2 separate regions of the Homo sapiens genome follow, and region 2 is linked to region 1. Evidence: read pairs that join two places in POLR2A ChIA-PET (ENCODE). Cell type or tissue: OCI-LY7. All regions are shown on one strand. Links, peaks and the distances in the headings refer to the core of each region. The heading gives the core; the rest is flanking DNA.

The links. Peaks named below come from ENCODE experiments on the same cell type or tissue, not always from the same donor. Only the 100,000 strongest peaks of a DNase experiment are listed, where the experiment ranks them.
Region 2: POLR2A ChIA-PET joins it to region 1 with 8 read pairs; 1 of 35 experiments calls an interaction of 5 or more read pairs at or near these places.

What each region holds. Positions count from the first base shown.
Region 1 is chr1:46,322,882-46,329,137 of GRCh38, reverse strand. No RefSeq gene overlaps it. Among named protein-coding and RNA genes, the nearest start is that of NSUN4, 15 kb to the left of the region's middle. RefSeq lists an enhancer at 1-381. In OCI-LY7, for the core only: no CTCF peak of the experiment used is centred there; a DNase peak (open chromatin) is centred at 3,227; H3K4me3 peaks cover 616 bases; H3K27ac peaks cover 2,221 bases.
Region 2 is chr1:45,857,959-45,864,214 of GRCh38, reverse strand. The region is part of intron 3 of MAST2 (microtubule associated serine/threonine kinase 2); the gene reads right to left. Among named protein-coding and RNA genes, the nearest start is that of MAST2, 57 kb to the right of the region's middle. In OCI-LY7, for the core only: no CTCF peak of the experiment used is centred there; no DNase peak of the experiment used is centred there; H3K4me3 peaks cover 618 bases; H3K27ac peaks cover 551 bases.

The sequences.
Region 1 (6,256 bases), core at 717-5,716:
TTTTCAAGAGCTTATCAATCAGTCAGCCTCTGTTCATCCCCGAGTGGATGTATGGTGGTATTGTGGTGGACCTTTACTGGGCACTCTGCTGAATAACTAGAGTGGCACTTGTGCTTTAGTCCATTTGGCTATCCCTTTTACCCTGGCATTTCATCAACCAGAGGAAAAAAAAAAAATAAGACATCATAAAGCGAGAGAAGCTCCTTATAGGTCTTTCAACTCTCACATCTATTTAGATGCAACTGGAGCCCCGCAAGGAATACCAGATCAATTTAAAGCTTGAAATCAAATAGTTACAGGATTTAAGTCAATATTTTGATAGATGACAGTCAATAAAAATGTAGATTAGAAAAACTACATCTATTACAATGAGCTTTACATGAGTTAAAAAAAAACTCCTTTTGGGCCCAGCCCTGAGGCTATCTGACCTGACAAAACTCTTTACACTCTATGTGTCAGAAAGAGAAAAAATGGCAGTTAGAGTTTTAACCCAGACTGTAGGGCCCTGGCCAAGGCCAGTGGCCTATCTCTCAAAGCAACTAGACGGGGTTTCCAAAGGCTGGCCCCACGTCCAAGGGCCCTGGCAGCAACGGCCCTGTTAGCACAAGAAGCAAATAAGCTAACTCTTAGGCAAAACCTAAAGTCCCCCCATGCTGTGGTGATTTTAATAAATACCAAAGGACACCATTAACTAATGAATGCTGGACTAACTAGATACCAAAGCTTGCTCTGTGAAAATCCCTGCATAACCATTGAAGTTTGCAACACCCTAAACCCCGCCATCTTGCTGGGCATCTTGTATCAGAGAGCCCAGTTAAACATAACTGTGTAGAAGTATTGGACTCAGTTTATTCTAGTGGGCCCAAACTCCGAGACCATCCTTAAACAGCAGTAGACTGGGAGCTGTACGCGGATGGGAGCAGCTTCGCCAACCCCTGCAAAGTGACTCTGAAGAAGACGACAAGCCCTGCTCCAGTCATACCCGGAAGCTGACTGGTCCACACACAGCTGAAGCATGAGGAAACTCATAGCAGGGGACTCATTTTCCTTAAAATTTGGACTTGTATTGTAAGGACTTCAACTGACCTTCCTAAGACTGAGGGCTGTTCCCAGTATATACATCAAGTCACTGAGGGACAAAAGATTGCTAAAGTCTTATTATTTTATGGTTATTATAAGTGTACCAGGACTCTAAAAGTTGTTTGTATAATGCAATTCTATCCAAGGTATGTAGCCCAGGAAATAACCAACCTGATGCGTGTTATGACCCATTTTAAGCCTCCCATGATCAGTTTTTAAAATAAAATTAATGACTGGTCCTTTTCTAGGCGACACAAGTAAAGTAATAGCTAGGACAGAAGAAAGAGGGGTCTCCAAGCATATAACCCTAAAATTTAATGCTTGTGCCACTATCAATAGTAATTGGCATAAAATAAGATGCAGTTCTTTAAGTTGAAAAAAAAAAAGTTTACACGGCAGGAAATAAGTATATCTGCCATGAATTAAGCTCATGTGCAAATGTGTGTAATTACTGGTCTTGTGTCATCTAGACTACTTAGAAAAAGGATGAAAAAGATCCTGTTTAGCTCCAAAAAGGAGAATGCAGCCCCTCCTATACGAGTGGACATTGGAACCCCTTGAAATTAATAATTACAAATCCCTTAAACCCAAGGTAGAAAAAAGGAGAACACGTATCTCTGGGCATCAATAGGAAAAGACTAGGTCCTACAGCAAATATCTTAGTAAAAGAGGAGTTTTGTAAACTCTCTCTGGAACCAGTATTTCAGACTTTCTATGATGAACTAAATTTGCCAGTACCAAGAGACTCCAGGAAAAACCAGAAATTTGTTTTTGCAATTAGCCGAGCGTGTAGCCCAGTCTCTAAATGTCACTTCATGTTATGTTTGTGAAAAAACTGTAATAAGAGCTCAATGGCCATAAAAAGCCCAAGAATTAGTGCCTACAGACGCAGTTCCTGATGAATTCCTGGCCCACAAGAATCACCCTGATCATCTCTAGGTTCTAAAAGTCTCAATTATTGGACAATATTACATAGCTAGAAAAAAGAAAGAATTCACTCATTCTATAGGATGTCTTAGTTGTTTGGGCCAAGAACTGTATAATGGTACCGCAAAAAAACAGTTACATGGTGAAGTTCCAATTATATAGAAAGAGATCCATTCAGTAAATTTCCAAGGTTGCAGACTGTCTGGGCCCACCTGGAATTCCACCGGGACTGGACTGCCCCCACCAAGTTATACTGAATACGTAGACATAGAGCTTAAGCTAAGCTGCCTGACCAGTGGACAGGTAGTTGTGTTATTGGCACTATTAAACCATCTTTCTTTCTACTGACCATAAAAACAGGCAAACTCCTGGGCTTCCCTGTCTATGCTTCCCGCGGAAAATGAAGCATAGCCATAGGAAATTGGAAAGATGATAAATGACCTTCAAAAAAAAATTATATAATACTATAGGCCTGCCACTTAGACACAAGACGGCTCATGGGGATACTGGACCCCCACTTACATGCTCAACTGAATCATACAGCTGCAAGCTGTTTTAGAAATCATCACTAGTAAAACCAGTCAAGCCTTGACTATTCTGGCCCAGCAAGAAACTCAGATAAGAAATGCTATCTATCAAAATAGATTGGCTCTCAACTACTTGCTAGCAGCTGAAAGAGAGGTCTATAAGAAATTTAACCTTACTAATTACTGTCTACACATAGATAATCAAAGGCAAGTAGTTAAAGACATAGTTAAAAATATGACAAAACTGACACATGTGCCCATGCAAGTGTAGCATGAATTCGATCCTGAAGCCATGTTTAAAAATTAGTTCCCAGCACTAGAAGGATTTAAAACTCTTATAATAGAATTTATAATAGTAATAAGAACCTGTTTACTGCTTCCTTGTTTGCTACCTGTACTTCTTCAAATGATAAAAAGCTTCATCACTATCTTAGTTCACCAAAATGCTTTAGCACAAGTGTACTATATAAATCACTATCAATCTATTGCACAAAAAGACATAAGTAGCAAAAATAAAAGTCAGAACTCCCACTAATAGAAAGTGAGAGTCTCAAAGGGGGGAAATGAGGGGAGAGAGAGACCTTCTCATATTGTTTTATATTGTTTTATACTCAGTACCTATTTTAAGAAAAAAAAAAAAAAAAAACAAGGAAGTAAAACCAAAGACAGGCAGCCCAGCGCCAGGCCCGAAACCAAGCCTGGGCCTGCCTGGCCTAAACCCAGTAGTTAAAAATCAACTCATAACTTAAAAACCGATGTTATTCATAGATTCCAGACATTGTGCAGAAGAACATTGTGAAACTCCCTGCCCTGTTCTGTTTCTCTCTGACCACCGGTGCATGCAGCCCCTGTCACGTACCCCTTGCTTGCTCCAAATCAATCACGACCCTTTCATGTGAAATCCTTAGAGTTGTGAGCCCTTAAAAGGGACAGGAATTGCTCTCTTGGGGAGTTCGGATTTTAAGGCAGTAGCTTGCCGATGCTCCCAGCTGAATAAAGCCCTTCCTTCTACAACTCGGTGTCTGAGAGGTTTTGTCTGCGGCTCATCCTGCTACAAGTTCACAAGTGTAGGTCATGATGTCCTCCTTTTACTCCTACAGGGACTCATAAGAAACAGGTTTAATATTGGACAGGTGTACCCAGCTAGTGATTTCCTAAAGGTTAATAGTAGTTGGGGGTACTTAACAATACCTATTAAAGGCTCTTTTATTTTGGTTGTAATTGATTCTCGGGGTAGGGGGACAGAGTGAGACTCTGTCTCAAAAAAAAAAAATTACAAGAAATTTTGCTTTTCAATACTATAACCTGTTTCTTTTAAGAACTTATCACCCGGGCACGGTGGCTCACGCCTGTAATCCCAGCACTTTGGAAGACCAAGAAGGGCAGATCACGAGGTCAGGAGATCGAGACCATCCTGGCTAACACGGTGAAACCCTGTATCTACTAAAAAAATACAAAAAAATTAGTCAGCGTGGTGGTGGGCGCCTGTAGTCCCAACACTTTGGGATGCCAAGGCAGGTGAATCACCTGAGGTCGGGAGTTCAAGACCAGCCTGACCAACATGGAGAAACCCCGTCTTTACTAAAAAGTACAAAATCGGTCGGGTGTGGTGGCGCATGCCTGTAATCCCAGCTACTCGGGAGGCTGAGGCAGGAGAATCACTTGAACCCGGGAGGCGGAGGTTTTGGTGAGCCGAGATCGTGCCATTGCACTACAGCCTGGGCAACAAGAGGAAAACTCCATCTCAAAAATAAAATAAAATAGGCCAGGTGCGGTGGCTCACTCCTGTAATCTGAGCACTTTGGGAAGCTGAGGTGGGTGGATCACGAGGTCAAGAGATTGAGACCTCCCTGGCTAACATGGTGAAACCCCATCTCTACTAAAAATACAAAAAATTAGCCGGGCGCAGTGGCGGGCGCCTGTAGTCCCAGCTACTCGGGAGGCTGAGGAAGGAGAATGGCGTGAACCCAGGAGACGGAGCTTGCAGTGAGCCGAGGTCGTGCCACTGCACTCCAGCCTGGGTGACAGAGCGAGACTCCATCTCAAAAAATAAAACTAAATAAATAAATAAAATAAAATAAATAACCAGTCATTTCACTCTAGGACAAGAATTTACCACATAAGATTTTACCTCATGTAAAATTACTCGTGTGTGTGTGTGTGTGTGTGTGTGTGTGTGTGTGTGTGTATTTTTTATTTTTTATTTTTTTGAGTCAGAGTCTCGCTCTGTTGCCAGACTAGAGTGTAGTGGCACAGATCTCGGCTCACTGCAACCTCCACCTCCCGGGTTCAAGCGATTCTCCTGCCTCAGCCTCCGGAGTAGCCGGGACTACAGGCGCACACCACCACGCTCAGCTAATATGTTTGTGTTTTTAGTAGAGACAGGGTTTCACAATGTTGGCCAGGATGGTCTCGATTTCTTAACCGCATGATCCGCCTGCCTCAGCCTCTCAAAGTGCTGGGATTATAGGCGTGAGCCACCACGCCCGGCCTCGGCCTATATTTTTAAAATTAAAAATACATCTTTATTTCTGTATCTTTCTTTCTTTCTCTCTCTCTTTCTTTCCTTCTTTCTTTTTTTAAGACGGAGTTTCACTATTGTTGCCCAGGCTGGAGTGCAATGGTGCAACCTCAGCTCACCACAGCCTCCGCCTCCCGAGTTCAAGCGATTCTCCTGTCTCAGCCTCCCGAGTAGCTGGGATTACAGGCGCATATACCACCACGCCCAGCTAATTTTTGTGTTTTTAGTACAGACAGGGTTTTATCATATTGGTCAGGCTGGTCCCGAACTTCTGACCTCAGGTGATCCGCCCGCCTCGGCCTCCCAAAGTGCTGGGATTACAGGCGTGAGCCACCGCACCCGGCCTATATCTTTCTTTATATCTCTTTCTCCTACTTACTGGTTTCTTTTTCATTTTTTAATTTTTTGAGACAAGGTTTCAGTCTGTTGCCCAAACTGGAGCAATCATAGCTCACTGCAGCCTCAACCTCCCAGGCTCAAGCAATCTTCTCACCTAAGTCTCACGAATAGCTGGGTCCACAGGCATGTACCACCACGCCCTGCTCATTTTTTTGTTTGTTTAGGGATAGGGTCTCCCTATGTTGCCCAGGCTGGTCTCAAACTCCTGTGCTCAATTGATCCTCTGCCTTGGCCTCCCAAAGTACTGGAATTACACGTGTGAACCACTGCACCTGGCCCAGTTTCTTATTTTAAACTTCTCTTTAAATAATACCCAAATTGGCCAAAAGAAAAAATTAATAAGAGCACCATCTTTTGGCATATTTTATATACAGAATTACATGTTACCTTAAATTCTTAACAAACATAAATTTTAGTGAAAATCTAGGAATCCAGAAATCATGCCCCAGTTTATTTGTTTTGTTTTGTTTGAGATGGAGTCTTGCTCTGTCACCCAGGCAATGGCGCAACCTCGACTCACTGCAATCTCTGCCTCCTGAGTTCAAGGGATTCTCCTGCCTCAGCCTCCTGAGTAGCTGGGATTACAGGTGCATGGTACCACACCCAGCTAATTTTTTGTATTTTTAGTAAAGACGGGGTTTCACCCTGTTAGCCAGGATAGTCTCGATCTCCTGACCTCATGATCCACCCGCCTCGGCCTCCCAAAGTGCCGGGATTACAGGCATGACCCACTGTGCCCGGCCAATCCTGCTCCAGTTTAAGATTTTAAGCCACACAAAAAGCACACCCACAAATATTTATT
Region 2 (6,256 bases), core at 749-5,748, 460 kb after region 1:
GTCTCATTTTATCCAAGCTTTAATGATCTCAAGAATTGTTTCTTTGGTTACTGGCTGCCATTTTTAAAGTAGAACTTCAGCCAAGTTTAAAGATGCTTCTGTTTCTTAATTCATGGCTCAAAATACATAATCTTTTAGATTTTAAGAGTGAAAGATTGTTCTCATGATATGATTCTGTTCCTTACACACTCCATAAGCAACGTTTAAACTTTCCAACTTTATGGTAATTGTCAGAATCTTAGTAAACACAAAGGAAAGTTGCTGATCTTTCTAACAAGTCACACACACAAAATTGTTAGTGAAGGCAGCATTATATTTTTAGGAAGTGAGTTTAACACATTAAATTCAATCATTTTTTCCAAACTATAAGACATGCTACAATAATTACTCTCCTACAAAATTCAGGAGACACGAATCCAAATTCCCTAATTTGACAGATAAAGGTATGTATAAAGCACACAATCAGCCAGTTATACTACCTAAGGTGTAAATATAGCAATAGCTAAAGGCCAGATTCAGTCTGCACCCAAAAAGGAAGAAAAGCAGTCCCTCCTATAATTATGACAGCTGCAACCAACAGTCTAGGGCTTGAAGGAAAGTCTATTTACAAGATCATTTTCTGGTCTTTTTACAACTGATTATAGTCATAAGAAATTGCCACACTGCTGAAAATAGCACAAAAAACAGGATCCATGTCCCTTTCATTCAGCAGAAATCTTCTAATCCTTAGCATAACCAGTGTGGTCTTTCATTGTGAGAGCTAATAAATCCACATTTCCACGGATTCCTTCTCCCATCTGCTGCTTTGAATAACTAACGGCTGGATTATGTCTATGGGGAAAACAAACACAAGACCTGAACAGACAGCTGATTTGCATAGGGTATGCTGTACACTGTATGAGTGTCTGCAAAGTCATAGGCCTTTAAAGTCATAGAACTCCTCTATCAAAATAGGTTTAACTAGCTAAAACATATGTATCAGCAGAGAGGAAGTAGGAGTGGCTTCTAATTTATTCAACCCGGTAATCAGTAAAAATATAAAAAAGATGCATTCTGAGAAGCTATTCAGACAAAAGATTCAAAATTCAAACTCTTTATTCATTTACTAATTCAAGAACCATTTATTTTGCCAACCACTGAGATAGGGATGAGGAAAGATTACCAAAATCAACATTAACCATAAACTAATAATCCTATTCTAGAAGAGCTAAAATCCAATGGGGAAGCCAAATACAAACAAGTAATTATGACACATGAGAAGTGTGCTAAAAGGTATGACAAAGTGCTATGGGAGTGTCAAAGAAGGCTCAATTCATTATAGTGGAAAGCCTACAAAAAGGCTTCAAGTGGAAGTGCCATTTGGTCACTAAAACTAACGTTATGGGATTATCAACCTTTCACCAAGACAGGTTTCCTTTCCCAAAACGTTGTACACAGCTTAAAAATCTTCAACCTGGCCAGGTGCAGTGGCTCACCCAGCACTTTGGGAGGCCGAGGCAAGTGGATCATCTGAGGTCAGGAGTTCGAGACCAGCCTGGCCAACAAGGCAAAACCGTGTTTCTACTAAAAATACAAAAATTAGCCAGGCATGATGGCAGGCAGCTGTAATCCCAACTACTTGGGAGGCTGAGGCAGAAAAATCATTCAAACCCAAGAGGCAGAGGTTGCAGAGCTGAGATCGTGCCACTGCACTCCAGCCACTCAAGGTTAAAAAAAAAAAAAAAAAATCTTCAGTCCTCACTATCTAAAAAATTAAGTAAAAAACGTCTCCCCTTGGCATTCAAGACACGCCATATCATGGAAACAACAGATTTTATCTTCAGTAGTACCTTATTGTAACTTAACCTTCCAATTGGAAAGAACAAGGCACAGTTTCCTGAACATACCCCATCTTTCCCCACCTCAAATCCTTTGTGGATAAACAAGAATACAACCATCTACCTTATAAGGTTGTTGAAAGGAATCATTTATGAAACATGTATGAATGATTCACAACTTTTTTCAGTATCTCTCACAGAGTAGTGTGTAACCTGCTCAAAATTTCCTGCCACAACCTGGTTTCCTTAAAGCCTGTTTGGTTCTCAAAATTTATGCAAATTTTGCATTCTTCTCTGTAAGATAATAAACCTTTATTTGTTTATGTTACAGTAATATTTGTAGTAACTGATTAAACTGTAGGAAACAGAAGAAGAGTAACCAGAGAGGTGGAAGGAAATCAAGACTGCAAATGCTATTAAAGAAGCCAAGAAAAGATAGTCAGGGACTGCTGAACAAATGCTGCCTGGAGGCCCATCATTAAAGAATGTCATCCAATTTAACTGACTTGAAGTCAACTGGTACCCTTTGTAGGAACAATTTCAGGAGTGGAGGAGTGGTAGGAGCAAAAGCCCAACTCCAGTGGGTAGGAGATGAGGAAATAAAGACAGTGAATCTAGACAACTCTTCCAGCTTGCATTTAACTCTCCATACTCTCTGCAGCCAAAGTTCTCAAAAAAAAAGTTATTCTTGAAAAGGAAGGGAGGGGATTGAGAGCATAAACAGTGATAGAAGGAATATTTCTTCCACCACAAAAGATGAAAAGGAAGGAAGGGGATTGAGAGCATAAACAGTGATAGAAGGAATATTTCTTCCACCACAACAGATGAAAAGGAAAAAGCAGGTACAGGTAACAAAATATTTGTAACTTTAGTGGTAAAGAAGCTAAAGAAGCTTCCACATTATAGCTATTTTCTCCATGAAATAAAAAGGAAATCAGCAGAGCAAGGAAATTCCAAATTTGAGATGAGTAAAAAAAAAAAAAAATTGAGAGATAATACAGAGAACAAGAAAATACGCTGAACAAAAAGTAGAATTGGTAAGCAGCGTTAAGGACTGACCTACATCATTCATCATCATTTTACAGTCCCACCAATCTGCTCCGTTGTGTGGCTTTCTTCAGTAGACTACAGTAATGCAAAGGCAAAGTTTTACTAAACAGCTTTACCAGATAAATTGACCAAAAATGGGGCAAACAATTTATGACATGGAATAGAGAGAGTAACAATGGAATCTAAGCTAAAAGAGGAGGAAAGTAAAGACGAAAAGACAGGAAGAAAAGATTTAATAGAGGTGCTGGTAAGTCTGAGAACTGGTATACTTTAAGAATAATTAAATGGGGAAGCTAAAAAAATTATCAGGTTGTAGTGAGGAGGTTACCTAGAGTTACGATTTTAGTGAAGGAACATTTCAGAGGTATGACAAGGCAGAGAGCTAAGTGGACTAGAAATGATAATGAGGTCAACAACTATGCCAGGATATTATTGGATGGATTCATCTACATGGTTGCTGAAAATAACAAAGATAATAGCAGGAGTTGAGAGGAGTAGTAAGATTTTTTTTTTTGGAGACGGAGTTTCGCTCTTGTCGCCCAGGCTGCAGTGCAATGGCATGATCTCGGCTCACTACAACCTCTGCCTCCCAGGTTCAAGTGATTCTCCTGCCTCAGCCTCCTGAGTAGCTGGGATTACAGGCACCCGCCACTACGCTTGGCTAATTTTTGTATTTTTAGTAGAGATGGGGTTTCACCATGTTGGCCAGGCTGGTCTCAAACTTCTGACCTCAGGTGATCCGCCTGCCTTGGCCTCCCAAAGTGCTGGGATTACAGGCATCAGCCACTGCGCCCGGCCAAGAGTAGTAAGATGTATACTGGATTATAGAATCTAACATGAAACAGGAAGAATAATTAAGTTGGTAAACAGCAGCCAGGAAGGGAAGGACTGCCAAGAAAAATTACCCTAATGGGTCATATATGTATTGATTCTTGCTTCACATAAATTTTTTTTTTTTTTTTTTGAGACAGATTCTCACTCTGTCACCCAGGCTGGAGTGCAGTGGCATGATCTTGGCTCACTCCAACCTCTGTCTCCCAGGTTCAAGTGATTCTCCTGCCTCAGCCTCCCGAGTAGCTGGGATTACAGGTGCCCGCCACCACTCCTGGCTAATTTGTGTGTGTGTGTGTGTGTGTGTGTGTGTGTATTTTTAGTAGAGACAGGGGTTTACCATGTTGGCCACGCTTGTCACAAACTCCTGGCCTCAAGTAATCTGCCCATCTCAGCATCCCGCCACCTCAGGATTGCAGGCATGAGCCACCCCGCCCAGCCCAGATAAATTTTTATCAATGTGGATATGCTAATTTACCTCAAATCCCCTATTTTACAACTGGAGAAATTAAGACCCAGGAAGGAGACGTAACCTGCTCAGAAACAGTGTAGTAGAAACTTGAACCCATGCTTCCGACTAGAACATTCAGCTTTATTCAGCTTCAACTAAAAAGAACAGAAAGAGCAGGGTTTCTTGTCCAAGAACAGATGAATAAAACATTTTCATCATCTTCTCTACTATGTTATTAGTATTGAGAGGACTATCAGCCAATGACTAGATAAAAAGTCAAACACCTTGCAGAAATAAAAGTAAATACATAAATTCTCAGAATAGGCTGCATCTAAACATTTCCTCAACATAAATTATCCTTTTATTTATCAGTAAGTGAATAAAATATAACTAACCCCATGTGGAAAGCTATAAGGTTCTTTACATGGTAAGCAAGCCAAGATAAGCACAATGAAAAAATTAACTTTAGGCCTCCCTGATCAGCTCATCTTGATTTTCTCCCTCTCATGTTGTGTCTGGCCACAACAAATTATGAGTACTTCTCTTGCACGCACCACTTTGTTTCACTGCTTCATGCCTTGGCACATGTTCCCACCTACTGGAGAGGTTCCCTACTTCAGCTCTTACCTAGTAAACTCCTATTCATTCTTCAAAACCCAGCTCAAGGGCCAGGCGTGGTGGCTCATGCCTGTAATCCCAGCACTTTGGGAAGCAAAGGCTGGCGGATCACTTGAGGCCAGGAGTTTGAGACTAGCCTGGCCAACATGGTGAAACCACATCTCTATTAAAAATACAACAATTAGCTGGGTGTGATGGCACTTTTTGTGCCTGTAGTCCCAGCTACTCATCAGGCTGAGACAGCTGAATCACTTGAACCCAGGAGGCGGAGGTTGCAGTGAGCCGAGATACCAATGACTTTCTTCACAGAATTGGAAAAAACTACCTTAAAGTTCATATGGAACCAAAAAAGGGCCCGCATTGCCAAGACAATCCTAAGCCAAAAGAACAAAGCTGGAGGCATTATGCTACCTGACTTCAAACTATACTACAAGGCTACAGTAACCAAAACAGCATGGTACTGGTACCAAAACAGAGATATAGACCAATGGAACAGAACAGAGCCCTCAGAAATAATACCACACATCTACAACCATCTGATCTTTGACAAACATGACAAAAACAATGGGGAAAGGATTCCCTATTTAATAAATGGTGCTGGGAAAACTGGCTAGCCATATGTAGAAAGCTGAAACTGGATCCCTTCCTTACACCTTATACAAAAATTAATTCAAGATGGATTAAAGACTTAAATGTTAGACCTAAAACCATAAAAACCCTAGAAGAAAACCTAGGCAATACCATTCAGGACATAGGCATGGGCAAGGACTTCATGTCTAAAACACCAAAAGCAATGGCAACAAAACCCAAAATTGACAAATGGGATCTTATTAAACTAAAGAGCTTCTGCACAGCAAAAGAAACTACCATCAGAGTGAACAGGCAACCTACAGAATGGGGGAAAATTTTTGCAATCTACTCATCTGACGAAGGGCTAATATCCAGAATCTACAAAGAACTCAAACAAATTTACAAGAAAAAAACAAACAACCCCATCACAAAGTGGGCAAAGGATATGAACAGACACTTCTCAAAAGAAGACATTTATGCAGCCAACAGACACATGAAAAAATGCTCATCATCACTGGCCATCAGAGAAATGCAAATCAAAACCACAATGAGATACCATCTCATTTCAGTTAGAATGGCAATCATTAAAAAGTCAGGAAACAACAGGTGCTGGAGAGGATATGGAGAAATAGGAACACTTTTACACTGTTGGTGGGACTGTAAACTAGTTCAACCATTGTGGAAGACAGTGTGGCAATTCCTCAAGGATGCAGAACTAGAAATACCATTTGACCCAGTAATCCCATTACTGGGTATATACCCAAAGGATTATAAATCATGCTGCTATAAAGACACATACACACGTATGTTTATTGCGGCACTATTCACAATAGCAAAGACTTGGAACCAACCCAAATGTCCATCAATGATAGACTGAATTAAGAAAACGTGGCACATATACACCATGGAATACTATGCA